2 separate regions of the Mus musculus genome follow, and region 2 is linked to region 1. The links are chromatin loops, found by intact Hi-C in ENCODE. Cell type or tissue: heart. All regions are shown on one strand. Links, peaks and the distances in the headings refer to the core of each region. The heading gives the core; the rest is flanking DNA.

Evidence for each region. Hi-C counts contacts between places; a loop is a spot of excess contacts. Peaks named below come from ENCODE experiments on the same cell type or tissue, not always from the same donor. Only the 100,000 strongest peaks of a DNase experiment are listed, where the experiment ranks them.
Region 2: a loop joins it to region 1, with 2.2 times the contacts of the local background. A loop is called at or near these places in 6 of 42 quality-filtered maps.

Annotation. Positions count from the first base shown.
Region 1 is chr10:68,898,737-68,907,146 of GRCm38, forward strand. No RefSeq gene overlaps it. Among named protein-coding and RNA genes, the nearest start is that of Gm32931, 80 kb to the left of the region's middle. In heart, for the core only: a CTCF peak has its summit at 4,105 (motif pointing right); no DNase peak of the experiment used is centred there.
Region 2 is chr10:68,791,221-68,799,630 of GRCm38, forward strand. It overlaps Gm32931 (predicted gene, 32931), which reads right to left. Exons shown (of 3, transcript NR_168586.1): 3 at 7,560-7,863. Among named protein-coding and RNA genes, the nearest start is that of Gm32931, 27 kb to the right of the region's middle. In heart, for the core only: a CTCF peak has its summit at 4,509; a DNase peak (open chromatin) is centred at 4,451; H3K27ac peaks cover 611 bases.

The sequences.
Region 1 (8,410 bases), core at 340-8,339:
GATAGTCACATAAGGGGGACCACGTGATAGTTATGATTTTAGATCTACCTTTTTCACTTAGCACCTTGCCTTAATGCTTCATCAATGTCCAAGTGTGTTTCAGAATTTAGGTTTTCTTTCATTGTAACCATATGCTGCTGTGGGCAAGTATTGTATTTTGTTTTAAGGAAGGAGTCATTTCAAAATAGCCAAGGAAGGATAGCATTTGATTTTTGCTTGGTCGAATTTTCTGTCTTTCCACTACTCTTCTTGTCCCAAAGAGGGAGGATTTGGGTGGCTCCATTGGTACAGTGTCCATCTTGATAGCACAAAGCCCTGAATTTAATCTTCAGAATCCAACACACACACAAAAATTGACCTAGGCTCAGCATATTGTTACAGTTGTGTAGCTTGCATCTTGTGATACTTGAAACAGTGGAAGCAGAGGGTATCTCTGACTCTTTTGCCTGCTCCAAGGGTCCTTTCCTCTTCTAGCCTCAATACAAAGGAAGGAGACTAGTCTTACTGCAACTTGATATGCCATGGTTGGTTGATATCCCTGGGAGAGCTGCCCCTTTCTGAAGAGAAATGAAGGAATTGAGGGAGCAGAGGAAAGGGGTACTAGGAGGAGAGGAGGAGGTGAAACTGTGTTTGGGATGTAAAAAGAAACAAATATATTTTTTAAAGTTGGGTCTGGTGGTGGTCATATAATCCCAGTTCTGGAAGGTGCAGGGCATCCTTGGAACTGACTGGCTCATAAGCCTTGGTAGTAAGAGACGTTGACTCAAAATAGATAGATAGATAGATAGATAGATAGATAGATAGATAGATAGATAGATGACAGACAGATAGATAGATATGGAGATGGATGGATGGATGAATACATAGATAGATAGATAGATAGATAGATAGATAGATAGATAGATGTAGGTAGGTAGATAGATGATAGATAGATAGGTAGATAGATAGATAGATAGATAGATAGATAGATAGATAGATGACAGATAGATGGATAGATAGGTAGATAGATAGATGATACATACATACATTCATACATATATGGAGATGGATGGATGGTTAGATAGATAGATAGATAGATAGATAGATAGATAGATAGATAGATAGATAGAGAGATAGCAGATAGATAGATAGATAGATAGATAGATAGATAGATAGATAGATAGATAGATGATAGATCAAGAGAAGCTGAGAAGCTATAACAGAGACTGGCCTCTGGTCTCTCTGCACTGGCACACACATGTGTGCATACACTCACACACAAGGTGGAATTGTTTTCCTATTTTCTGTCACACATCAGAAAGAATTAAAGTTCTGTCTCAGAATGTTCTCTTCTGGTAAGGAGAATCACTCCATGGCACTTGGCATGAAGGAAGCCAGCGAAGGTGTACGAATTCTCAGTATTGCTGTGATTGTCTCACACACACACACAACACACACACACACACACACACACACGATTTCACACCAGACACTCTGTATTTCGGTGGCACTGGGGAGGGTTGGTTGCACACTCCCCAATCTTTAACAACTCTGAAGAACACAGTGTTCTATTAGGTCAGCCCCCAAAAGGTCACAGTGATGACATGATTCTTTTGTGTAGCTGTCAGGGTGGACATGGGCATGAGTGGTGGATATGACCTATTGCCTCTGGAGGCTTCCCAGATGAGCCCAGTCTCTTAGCCAAAGAGACATAAAGACTACTGCAGAGGAGTCTTACTTTGAACACTGCTGGAGTACCAGCTAGACACCAGATAGTTACACGCACACAGGGGGTGGGGGGAGTTTAATATTCAGCTTATATACCCACCAAACCTTGTCTTCCCTTGCTTCTTCATCTACTCTTCCCCACTACTGCCCTATACTCTTTTCCTTCTAACCCTCCAAACATGTTTTAAAGGCAAATAAGCAAAAGTTGGGTGGCACATAAGTTGGGTGCACATAAGTTGGGTGGCATGTAGATTGGGTATCACATAAGCATAGCCCATGAACAGAAGGCAGACAGCTGAGAAGAAAGATCTCTTCACTTGCAGGGGACTTGGGTAACACAGGTTTGCCACAATCCAACCAAGCTGCCTGAGTTTTTTTTTTTTTTTTTTTTTTTGTTAAGAGGGAAGAACAGAATCAGAGAAGCAGTTTCGATAATAAGATGACTTTCCCCATCTCAGTCTAATATCTGGGGAATAGAACCCTGTGTTCCAAGGGCAGATGTGATTATGACACACAGTCCACAGTGTTTTTCTTTGTGAGGATTTGGCCTGAAATTGGGGGGCTACTGGGAGGCGAATGAATAAATAGGGTTGAAGACTCCGTGATTCGTTAGAGACAAATAGAAATATGTTTGTGTCTCAGCGTCTCCCACCACCACTATCATTTTATTACCGGCTTAGGGTAGAATATCATTTGGAATTTATCAACAAGCCGTCTCCCAAGCTTTTTCGGACACTGTTTTCAAATTAAGGAACAGAATCCAAGTCTCATGAGCTTGTTTTTCATTAACTTAACAGAGAAACTATACTCTCAGAATGAGAGATTGGAGCCAGGATGTGGGTTCACTGAATTCTCAGAGCAGAGTGCTTTTGGTGTGTGGTGTGCTACAGTTAGTGCGTGGATGGTTGTTCTATGACACTGAAAATATGGCTTGGTCTCATGTAAGCTGACTTTTGGTTTCATTTCCTGGGTGATTCTTGCAGCTTTATAACAATGGATTTCCAAAATATCTAAATGTTCCTTGTCCCCTGCCATGAATAGGTACTGTCAAGTCATCCGGGTTTTTGGATATCTCTAATGTTAAGTATTTCAACGTGGGTACAACTGGATTACAGAGAGCAAAGGGAAACAGGAAGCGCCACAATGGAAGGCTAGAAATAAGAGGTGCTCTTTAGACCATGTGAGATCAGAGGTAAGTGGCTCACTTCTCATGTATTGGGCACTCAGATGGAGCGATTTAGATATGTCATTATCCCTTTTAATCCTCATAAGGCTTGGGAGGCAAATGTCTGAAAAGCTACCACACAAATTAGAAAAGTTGACATCAGCAGAGAAGTCAGGGGGTGTCACTCTCAAGATTTGGATCTAATTTGCCTAATATTACACCTACATGACCCTGTCTCAGATGCATCTCGAACTCCTCTCACTAGATATTGGGGGTTGTGGTCTGTAATATCACAGAGTGACCCCAAGGCTTCTCCAAAGAATGACCCAGCTGTCTTCTGCAAAGGGCTCCACACCAAGTCGATGGCAAGAGCAAGAAAGGACTCTAGGTAGCTGAGACAAACCTAAAACTACCTGTGCAGCCAGAGGTGTGGAAGCTGCTCTGTACAGACATGAGATGTTTGATAAATAACTGTGTTAGGTGGGCAGTCCTCTGTTGACAATACCTCGGAGCCTGAATCATCTAATACTCTCTATTACTTTTGACCTCACTGTGGTCCAAATTACCTGGTAGAGACAATTTGGGGGCAGATGGGTATGTTTGGCTCATGGTTTCTGAGTGTTCTATTCATGGTTGCTTCTCTCCAACCCTGGCCCCAGCTGCTGCTCTGCAGAGCATCAGGGTAGCTGTCACGGGCATGCTGTGGTAAAACGGAAGTGTTTCATCTCATGGTGGACAGAAGGCAGAAAAGAGGGAGGGAGTAACCTGGCAATAAGAAATGTCTTCATATCCGATGATTTCATTCAACCAGGACTCATCTTCCCAGAATCTCCCAAAGCCAGCATTAAGGAGGAAGCATTCAACACAACAAGCATATCCCTCCCTTAGGGAGCATATTCAAATGTTCCATATTCAAATGGTGACATAGCTGGCCAGGATTCAGAAGTTCTCTTTGCCTCTAGGTATCTGCAATAAATATGGGCCCACGTCTTAGGTATCACACAGCTATATGAACCTGTGGTAATTATTATTTACACAACATCTTCATTTTTCTATGCTACACTCCAAAGAGGGCTGGCGCTCACAGATTTTCTGGGCATTTACTAACATGCATCATTCTTAATACAACTGAATTCATACTTGAGATGCACATCATAAAAGCACAAAACCTCCCACGAGTCAAAAACCCAGCACTGGATTGCACTGGAGTTTATTTCTAGAGGAACTAACATGACCACTAGATGGCACCGGAGTCTGGGTTCATCTTTCTGTTTCCAGAACCAGCTCTAACAAGACACCTGTAAAACCATAAATTTCAGAGTCAGTTGTTTGTTTATCTCATGTGGTACAAGGCATTATGATTTTTTGTTTGAGCTCCAGCATTTCCCTTCCAATAAATGAACACAGGGCCAGCTCTGACACTGAAGCCAACTCTTGACAAGTCTATTTTAAGATCCCTTAAAGAACTTCCTGTAAAACATTCAGGTTCCCACAATTGAAAGAATAATTGTAATCTACGTTTTTAAAACCTGCAGCAAGGCATGTGTCTAGAAAAAGCAGCAGTTCAGTTGTTAACTTATCGTGTTCATTTGGATTTCAGCTGCAGCCTGGAAGTCACCCAATAAACATGGGGTTAAGTCTGCTAGTATTGCAAGGCCCAGAAGGACATGAAGATACAATGACACCGTGCATGGATTTGAAAATAAGCAAAGGACTGGGCACGATTGGTTTGTATGCCACGAAGAAAGCCAGTGAGTAATGTGAAGAACATAAATACAAGCATATGTAAGGCCTTGAGAGCTGGCTCAGTGGGTAAGGAACCTGCAGCTCTTCCAGGGGACCTAAGTTTAAATCCCATGCCCCATGTGAAAATCCTGCCATGGTTGTATGTGCACCTATAACCACAGTACCGTAAGGGCCAGAAGCAAGAGGATTGCTCGGGCTTGCTGGGTGCCAGCTCTGCCCCAACTTCAGTGAAAGACCCTATCTCAAAGAGATAATGTGGAAAGTAATAGAGAGGGGTGCTCAGAGGCCTTCCTCCTCTAGCTTACCCTCAGAGGTACCTATAACTGCACATGAATGTGCACCTATAATGTATATACATATACACACATACATACATGCATATGTGCATATCTACATACATATACACATACATACATATACATGCATGCATATGCACATGCATACACAAATGAATGTGTGTGTGTGTGTGTGTGTGTGTGTGTGTGTGTGTGTGTAAATTTAACAAGGTAGTCAAATGGTGATATTTGAGCAGTAACTAGAAAGACAAGATAGAATCAGCTGTTGGAAAGACAGAATGATGGAGGTCAGCTGGGGAAGGTTTAAGAGTCCAGAGATGTAGGTAGGCCACATTATGAAAGGACTTGGCTTTTGTAGTTTGTCTTGGTGTTCGAGCCAATAGGAATTGTTTTTAAAAAATCAACAAGAATCACAGACCCTGGGAGTATAGCTCAGGATAAAGGAACTGCCTAAAATGTGCAAGACCCTGGGTTGTATCCCGAACACTGGAGACCAAATATCAATCTCACTTTTGGTGGATGAGTAGATTTTCTGACACCCAATAACAATAGCAAGGCCGTAATACATGTATAATGAGCACATACGTAGGGCTTGTTCACTGAGAGTCCTTTTCAGTATTACTGCATCGACAGAGTTTCTCTTGGGCTTGAGGCTCTTTCTCAGACTTGAGGGCCATCAGAAGAATCTGAAGCATGGCTAGCTGCCTTCCTTCATCACTTTGACTTCTGATCACTTCCCCTCCTCCACAGTTCTGGCTCAGGAGATTTTAGGTAGAAACCTAGAATCTGCATCTGTCCCACCTTCCAGCTGCTGTTGCTCGCGCTTGGAGAGACGGTACTGAGAGAGCCTGGGTGTAGACCCATACGAATGACAAAACCAAAACCAGCCTGGAAGGTTTGTTTCGCTTGCATTATGACCAAGCTTCTGGACTTCCGAGACTACGTTCTATTACTAAGGGCAAAGATGCTAAAGCCACTCCACTCCTGACCGCGGGGCATGTCCCTCTCTTCCTTCTGAATAGTGTCCGGCTTTTCACAGAGAGCAATTGTGTCCATTTATGTAATAAGCCAGGCTTGGCTTAACAACGAAACAGAGATGCTTTAGGCAGCGATTGAAGGCTACCCATATCTCTACAAGATGTTCAAAGAAAATATCGTCTAAAAATCAACAAAGCAAACCTCCCCTGGGAGCGTCGCTGAGGAATTAATTAGCACATTAGAAGCTTCTAGAAAACATCTCAACTTCCTTCCCATTCTAGGCGTCACCTAAGCCTGTGCCTCCATCGCGGTCCTTGGACAAATGCTGTCAGACACTGGCCTACACCGCATGCTAATCGTTACTGAAGCTTGCTTTTCCCGGGTTCTCTCTACTCTCGACACGGCACCTTACTTTGGATAAGTGCTCAATGTGGTGGGATTCACCACTTCATTCAAGACTCCCCAAACTTCCTCTGGCAAACACTAGAGTAACCTGGGCATTTAATTTCCAAGTTTCCTGGACCTTAACCCTCTCCCTACTGAGCCAAAAATCTTCGAGCGAAGGTGCAGGTGCCTGATAATTTTAGCAAGTCCCCCGGTGATGTCTGCACAGCAGGTTTAGAAAAGACCTTTTAGAAAAGACCTCGACTGATGATCTTTATTTTACTATCCAAGATCAATGTCGCCAGTGTTTCTCTCTAAGATTTCCTTAATTCCCCTAAAGCAGTGTGGGTCTCAGCCTTTCTAAAGCTATGAACCTCTAATACAATTTCTATATTAAATTTTATTTAATATTAATTATATTATAGTTATATGATATTCATATAAAATAATAGAAATATAATATATAATTTTATATAATTAATATTAACATGAATAAAATTTTAAAAATTAAATTTAATGTTATATTATAAATATATACTATATATTATATAACATTATATACTATACATTATATTAATATATACCAAATATGTATTAATATATAATGTGATAATATATTAATATTCTAATATATGATAATATGTATTATATGGTATAAAATAATATAGAAAAATTAATATATACTATAATGTGGTAATATTATATCATACTATAATAAATTTAAATTTTAATATATTAATGTTAATATTTTATTTAATAATACTTGATACAGTTCCTGTGTTATGGCTGGCGATCCCCAACCATAAAATTATTTCATTGCTACTTCACAACTGTCATTTTGCTACCATTATGAATCACAATGTAAATACCCGATATGCAGGATATCTGATACGTGACTCCTGTCTGGGTTGAGACCCACAGGTTGAGAACTACTGCACTAAAGCTCAGCGGCTTCCCTTTGTATCTGTTGCATGTCGTTTTTCTGATATGTTCTGCTGTTTTTCCATCTTTACTCAAAGGACCTTTGTTGAGAGTGCTCATGAAAAGCGAAATTATGGCGTCACTCTGAGTGTATTTTCCTGACGCTAACATGCATTAGAAAAGTAGTAGGTGCTCAATAAATGTGGCTATAACAACTTGAAATTCTTCCATTTTCTGACTTCTAAGAGAAACTGGACGTCACCTCTTCATCAGGGAGCAGCATTCATATGGTTAAGGACATTTGTCCAGTTATAGAATCTGAATATACAGCCTTGGATACGCCCTGTGTTCACTTTGGTTCTTAACAATGGGAAGAATTATCCGGGCATATTTGATCATGACATACTCGGGGGTGAACATGAGTCTTAGAGGCTTGACAGCATCAGAAGAAGGCCAGCCTCGCCCAAAAGAAGCACGGGTGTGTCATCACGTCTCACAACGACAACAGAGTCCTTTTCGGATGCAGCTTCTCATCAGAGCGCGAGTGACCCATGCTGGACTGCGCGCCCCACGCTGGACCATCTCGGTTCCCACAGTCGTGGTCTCTCATGGTTTGACTGAGCTGATCTCTTTTACACACCTGTCCCCCCAGGCTCCAGAGGACAAATGCTAGAGTGAGAATTTCTCACCAGGCGTCCAGGTGGTGGCCACCGAGGCAGAAGTGGGAACGGAGATGCATTTTTCCCAAAGATCACCCCGGGGATGCTTCACCCCATTCCCAAACCTGATGAGAAAGGAATAAACCGGAGTCTGGGTCAACTTTGACTTCCTGGTTCTGAGGAGCAGATGCTTTGACTCATTTTTGAATCCATGTCAGGGTGGTTCTTGGACGAACGCTTGCCCTTTCTGATGCAACACTCGTTTGTGCGCATGGGGGTGGGGGAGGGGAGGAAGGAATTCCCACCAGTTTGTTGACTAAAATCTAGAAGTATGAATCAAGCAGAGACCTGATCACCGCTGTCTTAGTTAGGGTTTCTATTGCTGTGAACAGACACCATGACCAAGGCGAATGAATCTTATAAAGGGCAGCATTTACGTGGGGCTGGCTTACAGGTTCAGAGGTTCAGTTCATTATCATCATGGCGGGAAGCATGGAAATATGCAGGCCGACATAGTGCTGGAGGAGCTGAGAGTTCTACAACTTGATTCAAAG
Region 2 (8,410 bases), core at 104-8,103, 110 kb before region 1:
CTGTATTACTTTCTCAGATTCTGTAGGTCACATGCTCACAGCCACAATGTCAGGCATGCGTACAAGTGTATAGGAGAGGATGATCTCAGATCCCACCTTATAGTAATGTTCATTTATCAGCAGTTTGGCAGTAATCAGCTTTAAACTATTAAACTATTAAAGATAAATGACAGCTGGAAAGATGAAAATGTGATAATATACTGCTATTCTTAAAGACAAAAATCTCATCACAGTGCAAGCATTGGAGAAGGATATGGCTTACATTTGTGTTCTGAAAAACTGCACCTCTCTATGTCCTTAATACTACTTCTCTGAAGACCAACCTAGACTCATTGGGAAGAAAAGAAAATGCCTTGGAACTTTGTGATTTTGAAGCTGGGCCTAAATGGTAAATGGAAGAATTGAAACTTTCTTTTATTCATGATCAATGCCCTGTGCACACTGTCATGTTACAGAGAGAGAGACAGAGAGAGAGAGAGACACACACACAGAGAGAATATCCATATACACATATACATATTATATATGTGTGTGTGTATATACATTTATGAATGATCAATGACATCAACAGAAATCTTCGAAGATAGATTGTTTGAACCGTTGACCATCATGTGAGGAATGCATAAGTAAGTCACACATCGCCATGGCTATTTAAAAACAGCCACGGTAACCACATAAGCTTTGCTCGGAGCTGCCCACCCTCATTCCCGGAAAGCACTTCCTTTGGTCCTCAGCGGGTTTTGTATGGAATCTGAGGTTCCTGGCCCTGCTTCTGTTGTGCCCTTTGAAACATGAGAGGGCGGGCACACAGGAAATGAAATGGGATCCGAGGAAGCTGGTTTGAAAGAGATGAGAGTTGTTTGTGTTTTGAAAACATATCTTTGTAGGTTGATGGCGGTTGATTTCTATGCTATGGCCCAGGTCAGATCCCCAAACATTACAACATCTCATCTTGAGTCTTATATGATTTTGGCAATAATCTACTGTCTGGTTTTCACAGGTATGTATGCTTCTCTGGCAAAGGCTTCTGTCTGAACTCAGACATGTTTCCACATTCAAACTCAAAAGACCATTCACGTGCAAACACGGTACAATACTTAAAAGCATCATGCACATTTTCGGAAAACCCCACAGTGAGCTCCTGGGAGCTTGCCAGGCCAGGAGATACTACTTTTTCACAGGTGAGCGAGCAGCGAAGTCTATTTTCACAGAAGAGGGGTAAGAACATTGCTGGGAAGAACACCGCGGCCATCCAAACCCAACAATCTCGGCTTTCGTTCGTTTGTTTGTTTGTTTGTTTGTTTGTTTGTTGAGACATGGTTTCTCTGTGTAGCCCTGGCTGTCCTGGAACTCACTCTCTAGACCAGGCTGGCCTCAAACTCAGAAATCTGCCTGCCTCTGCCCCCTGAGTGCTGGGATTAAAGGCATGCACCACCATACCCGGCTCCTAGATATTTTCATTTCTTTGAGATTATTGTAAATGTGAGCATGTCCATGATTTCCTTCACAGTGTATTTGTTGTTCTGTATAAATTTAAAGGTACGTTTTTCCTGTTTCTGCAGATGATGAGAGGGAGTTTTGCATTGAATCTGTAAATAACTTTTGGTGAAGAGATCATTGACATGATATTTTTACCAATAATCATAGTATATTTTTTCTGTTTTATAGTCTCTCCATCTTTCTGAATGTGTGTGTGTGTATATATATATATATATATATATATATATATATATATATATGAATGTACATATAATTTATATATGTGTAGAGATATAAATGTATATATATATATATGTGTGTGTGTGTGTGTGTGTGTGTGTGTGTGTGTATAATTGTAGAAGTCCTTCACTTCCTTGGTTAGGTTTATTCCTAGATTTATTTTTTATTTTATTTTATCTTATTTTATTTTATTTTATTTTATTTTATTTTATTTTTGAGACAGGGTTTCTCTGTGTATTCCTGGCTGTCCTGGAACTCACTCCATAGACCAGGCTGCCCTCGAACTCAGAAATCCGCCTGCCTCTGCCTCCCTCCAACAATCTCAACCGTAGCAAAACTCTTTTATTTGAAAATGTCAATTTCTCTCAGAATGCTCTCTAATCGCTTTGCCCACTGCTTACAATGATATTAAGGAAACACGTGGGATCAAAAGCCTTAAAGGAAAGCACAGCTTTAAGGAGATTGTCTGTCCACGTAAGAGCATGTGTCCATCCATGCACTTTAGACAAGCACTTTCAACTGCATGATGCTCGCTTGGATATGAGGAAACAAGTCACTGGATGCTGTTAGTTTTGCCTGGCAGTCAACTGCAGAAAAAGCAACAGTTAGTGTTTTTGAGTCCCCCACACCCCTTGATTCTTGACAAGTTTTCAACATGGACTGGGCAGAGCTCCCATACATCACTGGCTCTGACGAGCTCCTGACCCTGAGCCTAAACATGTGCAACCCATTCCCTAGTTGTAATCTGGATTTTAAAATCCTATTCCTGCTTGTAAAGCAGCACCCACCAAAGCAACATGGTGGCGGGCTCTGTGTTCACTGCACTTCCATAGTAGACTGCAGGATTCAGGAGCGGATCCATTTATTATATGGCATGTGCCATCTCCTGGGTGACAGCCACATTCATCAAAGCTCCAGTCCCTGCGAAGGGATAATGTTCAGGAAATATTTGAGCAGCTATCGCTCTTGCCCCATGGCTCTTCCCAAAGTTAATTTTAAAAAAGCTCCTTTCTACCAGTCTTCCAAAGAATACAAATTTTGTGTCTCCAACTTCTTGGAGAAGCCAAAGCAAAACAATTGTGATAACGTCTTCTTCCTTTTTTTTTTTTTCTACAGATCCCTCAAAGGGGCTCTTTGTTGGAGCATCCTGCTTTGACATCCTATCAGGGGCAGCTCGCTAATGATTTATTATCACAGACTCTATTTCCCAGGTAAAAATTGAGACATGGTCTCTCAAAGTATTGAACTTAAGACTACAGTACTGTATTTCCTTAGCTTTCGGGAAAATCGAGAAAAGGGTAGCAGAAAGACAGCCACCCCAGTCACAACCCAGTGAAGAGCAAATTCAAGATCAAAATGCCCTCTCTACAAAGGCAATTTAGAAGAATAGAACAAAATTAAGCACCTTTAGTTTTTACTGTCACATCCTGTGTCCTTGAAATAGTCTTACCTACTGCAATGTGAGATTTAGACAATAATTTCGTATTTTTAACTTTCTTTCTACAACCTCTTTGGAAGCAAGTTCTATCTATCTATCTATCTATCTATCTATCTATCTATCTATCTATCTATCTATAGATGTATGTTTGTATTGAACATTGGACAATAGTTTTATATGAGATGGAGCCTTCTGACTGAGTCTGAATCTTCAGCTTTGTGAAGCAGCTATGTTCCATCAGTAAGCAGGAGTGAGCAGAAGTCAACTTTAAATGTTTTCTTCTCTATGATTTGAGGTTTTCTAGGCTTTAGTCTCACCAGCAAAGATCATCTGCTGTTTTCATAACTGCATCCAAGTGTACCCCATAAAAGAGACAACCGCTGGAGCAAGGTAACTGCTCAGTCAGTGAAGTGTACCCTGAAAGCACAGACCTGAGTCTGTATACCAGCCTCACAGAAAAGCAGGAAACAAACCTACACACCTGAAACCCCAAGGCTTGGACCAGGGGTGGAGACAGGTGGATCCTGGGAGCTCATTGGTTAGTTAGTTAGCCTAGCTGGGTAGGGTAACTCTAAGTTCTGTGAAAAACCCTATCTCAAAATATAAGGTAGAGAACAAACAAGAAAGGCACCTGATTTTGACCTCCAGCAACCACATGCATGTGCGTGTGTGTGTGTGTGCGCGCGCGCACACACACACACACACACACACACACACAGACACACTGCTCCATACACCCATACACATATGCACAAATGCACACTAATGTACATTATGAGCGCTCACGCGTGCGCATACACAGACACACACACACGCACACAGGCACACAGATGACAACTATTCCCATAGGTAGGATCAAAGTGGACTCACTCTATGTTCTTAACTGTTAACTACTTTGCTATCAACAGCTTCCACCTTCCAGAATGTTCCCATGCTCCTTAAAAATGGAGAAGCAAGGCTCGACTGGCTCTTTCCAGTGAAATGTTTGAATCGTGCACATTTGTTCAGAGAAAACGCTTTCCATTGTTTCTGCGGCACTGGGACTAATTAGGTCAGAACGTTTTCTTTTGATTGTCTCCCTTTTCTGAATTTAATGAAGGTGGAAAAAGAAATAAAGCTAATTTTCCCTCCACATGCTAGAACCCTTTACCACACTTGTAGGACAGTTAAGAGCATCCAGAGCACAGAAGACAAACACGGAGGTGGCAGGAAGTGGGTGGGGCTCTGGAACAGATCTTGGGACTTTCCATGACACAGAAGCCCGCTTCCCTCCCAGCCTGGTCCCTGGGGGCATAAGCCCTTGAAGTTACCCTCCTGGTGAGTCTGCGCATCAGTACACTCAAAGGGAAACAGAGGCTTCCTTTCTCAACCCTCATTTGCATAAGTTGAAACTTAATCCAACTCTGCTGAGATGTTCCTCAGTTCTGGCATCTGCCCCACTCTTGCCTTCTCCTTCCCCCTCAACTTCCCCAGGCTTTCTCAAATCAAACCGGCATAATTTCTCTCTGTGAAAGCTCAATTGGTGACCTTGGGAAGTCAGAGCGGCTTCCAAAAGGAATTCATTACTGTGTTGAGGTGACATTGGCTTTCATGAAAACGAATGTTCTGAAACAAACTATCAGCTTTGGAAAAATAATTCATCACATTTTTTTTTGGTGGGGAGGAGGATAAAATGTCTCGCGTTAAAAAGGACCTCTCGTGGGTGACCTATCTGTCATGAAAAGCGTTGTTAGGACAGTCTGTGCTGTTTGGAAGCCTGGAACATGGACGCTTTCATGCCGACTTTCAGGAGAACAAGGTGAATCATGAAACACTCAAAATTATTCTCCCGTGGTTCTGTTGAAATGATTCTAATTGTTTCTGAAGGTGCACCTGGGAGACAGAGATGGGAAGTGGGGTTCCTGGGTTCTGCCCAGTTCAGTGAGTGATGGGGATGGGCGGCACTTCTGCAGCTTCTCTGTCAGCCAGCGGACTCCTCTCACTGTCTGGGCAGGCTCTGCCAGTTTGCTTCTTCTCAAGGAGACAGAATACTTACTGCTTGCTCCAGAATTTAAAGGTTAACAACACACCTTCCATGATTTTTTTCCTTAATTTTGAAAGATTATAGTAAAATTATGTTTATTTAAATCTAAGATTAATGTCTACCCTTCAAGGAAGCTTATTGGGTAGCGACGCATGCTACCAGGTCTGACTAGCTGAGTCCAATCCCCAGAATCCACGTGGTAGAAGGGAAGAAAGAACGTCCTGCAACTTGTTCTCTGGCCTCCATATGCTTACCAGAGTACCATATGTGTGCATGCATACACACATGTGCATATACACTAAATAACTGTGAAACTTAAAACAACATTCACGTGTCTTATAGCTTAAGCCCTAATATTATGTCATATTTACTTTAGACGTTTACTTATTTGAAAGAAGGTGAGGGTTTCATTTCAGCATTTTTTAAAAATTACGTCTATGTATGTGTGTATGTGTGTCTGTGTCGGCACAGGCATTTGAATATAGGAGCCAGCAGTGACCAGAAGATGTCATTGAATGTCTTGGGAGATGGATTTACAAGATGTTGTGAACTGCCCAATACAGATGCTGGGAAATGAACTCTTCTGCAAGAGTAGTCAGTGTTCTTAACCACTGAGCCATCTCTCCAGCTCCACTTTTCCTCTCTCTCTCTCTCTCTCTCTCTCTCTCTCTCTCTCTCTCATTCTTTCCTTCCTTCCATCCTTCCTTTCATTCATTCACTCTTTCTTTCTGTCTTCTCTTATTGCTGTATGTAAGCATGAGTGATGTGCATGTGAGCACAATTATCAAGGTGGACCCATGGAGGTCAGAGGACATCTCTGCAGAGTCATTTGTCTTCTTCTACATTCATTTGGTCCCAGAAATCAAATGGAGGTCACCAGGGTCATGTTACAAGTACCTTGAAGCCATCTTGCCTACACCAGACCTTCTCTTCACAGGAATATATAAAATTATGGAGGGATGGAGTGAAGGCCTTCGTATCCTTTCTCAGGCCATTCCCCTTTCTCCTCCTTTAGTGACAAACACTCTCATAAACCTGGTGTACCCTATCAGTCTCTGGCTGTAGAGCTTTATTGTCTAACTTAATACACCATATTTGAAGCACACAATTCTATTCATGTGTAATTGTCATGATTCCAGTTTGCATTCTGTCAGAGCCCTGACTCGCTGTTGAAAGCCCCATTCCCTTTTGCTCCTCAGCCCTGTGGTCTCTAGGTAAAGGGTGAAGTAATGGGTAAGAAATAACAAAACTTACTTTGGACCAGGGACCTATAAGCAGAAGTGTAAAAGCTGGGCTTTCAAGAAAGCCTGTGCTTCTTGATATGAAGACAAAGGTTCAGATTTGCCCTTGTTTTTATGCTCGGACTCTAGGACTAAACAAACAAACCTTGTCTGGCACGGGAACTGTTATCTTATAACCTTCAGAATGAAAGATCCCAGAGAAGAAACGGAATAAGTCATGAACCCCGTGGAAGGGGCTCTGACTGCTCACTGGAGTCTGTATGAAAGGCAAACCAATTAAATGTTTCTACACATATTCTGCCGTTTCCTCTTCGATGCCAGACAGAGTAAATGGCCTGAGCCTCCTGTCCCTCACTTTGTGGGATCAGACCAAGACACCTTCACTTACACTGTAACAGGACAGGAGTGTGCCCCACTATTGGACTTTAGAACAGTGACATTCATACTGTCCTATTGGAGTAGGGCTGTAGCCAAGTAATCCTAACTCATGCAGTGTTACTTTGGAGAATTTTACAGAATGCCAAGAGCCTAACAAGCTGTTCTGAAACTTAATTTCTTAACTAAATACTTTATGTGTCGCCTGTCTACCTCGACACCATGTAGGTGTGTGTGTGTGTGTGTGTGTGTGTGTGTGTGTGTGTGTGTGTGTGTGTTTGTGTGTGTGTGTCTATATACCTGAACACAGTACTTCATGAGTACACACCCCTGAGCTCTATCCCCAAACCCCTGGTTACCTTCTCACCATGTTCCCTAGGCTGCCCTTGACTTCATATGTTAGCCCGAGCCTGTCTAACATGCATTAGATTGCTTCTGCCTCAACTGTTTCAGTCACTGCCATTACAACCTACACCAGCAGGCCTGGCTATATCCAGATCTACTATCCACGGTCTCTCAGCTACTTCATTTCTTACAGGTATTTAGGCTATAGCTGACTTTTTAGTTGCCAGTTACAATGCCACGGAATCCTGTTCACCTGCACAGGCAAGGGTTTCTCTGGTGTCACACACACACTCACACACACTCACACACACACACTCACACACACACACATACTCACACACTCACACACACACACACACACACACACACTCACACTCTCTTACTCATATTCAATGAGGGCTCTGGCTGACAGCTCTGAGACTCTTACTTACTGCCAAGTGGCTTTTCATTGATAGTAATTGCTTGTCTCCATGAAGTACACTCTGATGTTTGAGGATGTGTTTATCTTACATACCGAACAACTCGATATACTTAGTCCTTTATCTTAAACATGGATCATTTCTTTGCAATGAGAATATTCAAGATCCTCTTTTCTGGCTCTTTCCAATTACTAAATAAAGCACCATTGACTGAATCATCCTTCTTTTAACCGATTTCCAGACATTATTCCACGTGTCTCTCTGTTATGGGATTTCCATTAGTCATTCTCTTCAAACAGATTCCTACAAGACAAATTATTATTTGTGAATGGTCATATATCTGTAGTTGTATATACATGTTCATAGTTGCATTTTTAGACATCTATAAACTATATTGGGTCAAAATTTCTTGCTTCTCTTATTTCATTTGTTAAGGATTTTTTGGGGGAGGGGGCACAAGAATGAGAAGTAGCTAAAAAGATTTTGACTTCCATGAGCTTCATGTTTCCTTCTTTCTTTTTCCCTTCAGAGGTAAAACCCTCAACTGTGGCCCTTTTGACCTTTGGGGTCAGGTCTTTCTTGCGGTTGGATTACCCTGTGCATCACAGGACATGGACTAGTCTCAGTGGCCCCCAGTAGCACAAGCCTATGCAGGTGTGAACGCCAAAAATGACCCTAGGCATTGCCAAGTGTTCTTGTGGGAAAAATCATGTCATGAAATAACCCCAGGTTTATCATTCTAAATAAATATGTTGAAATGAAGACTGAAATCCATTGTCTTCTGGCTAAGCTTGGGGAACTTAACCGAGCCATGGTAGTATTAAATTGGGAGACAGTAGTCAATTTGAAT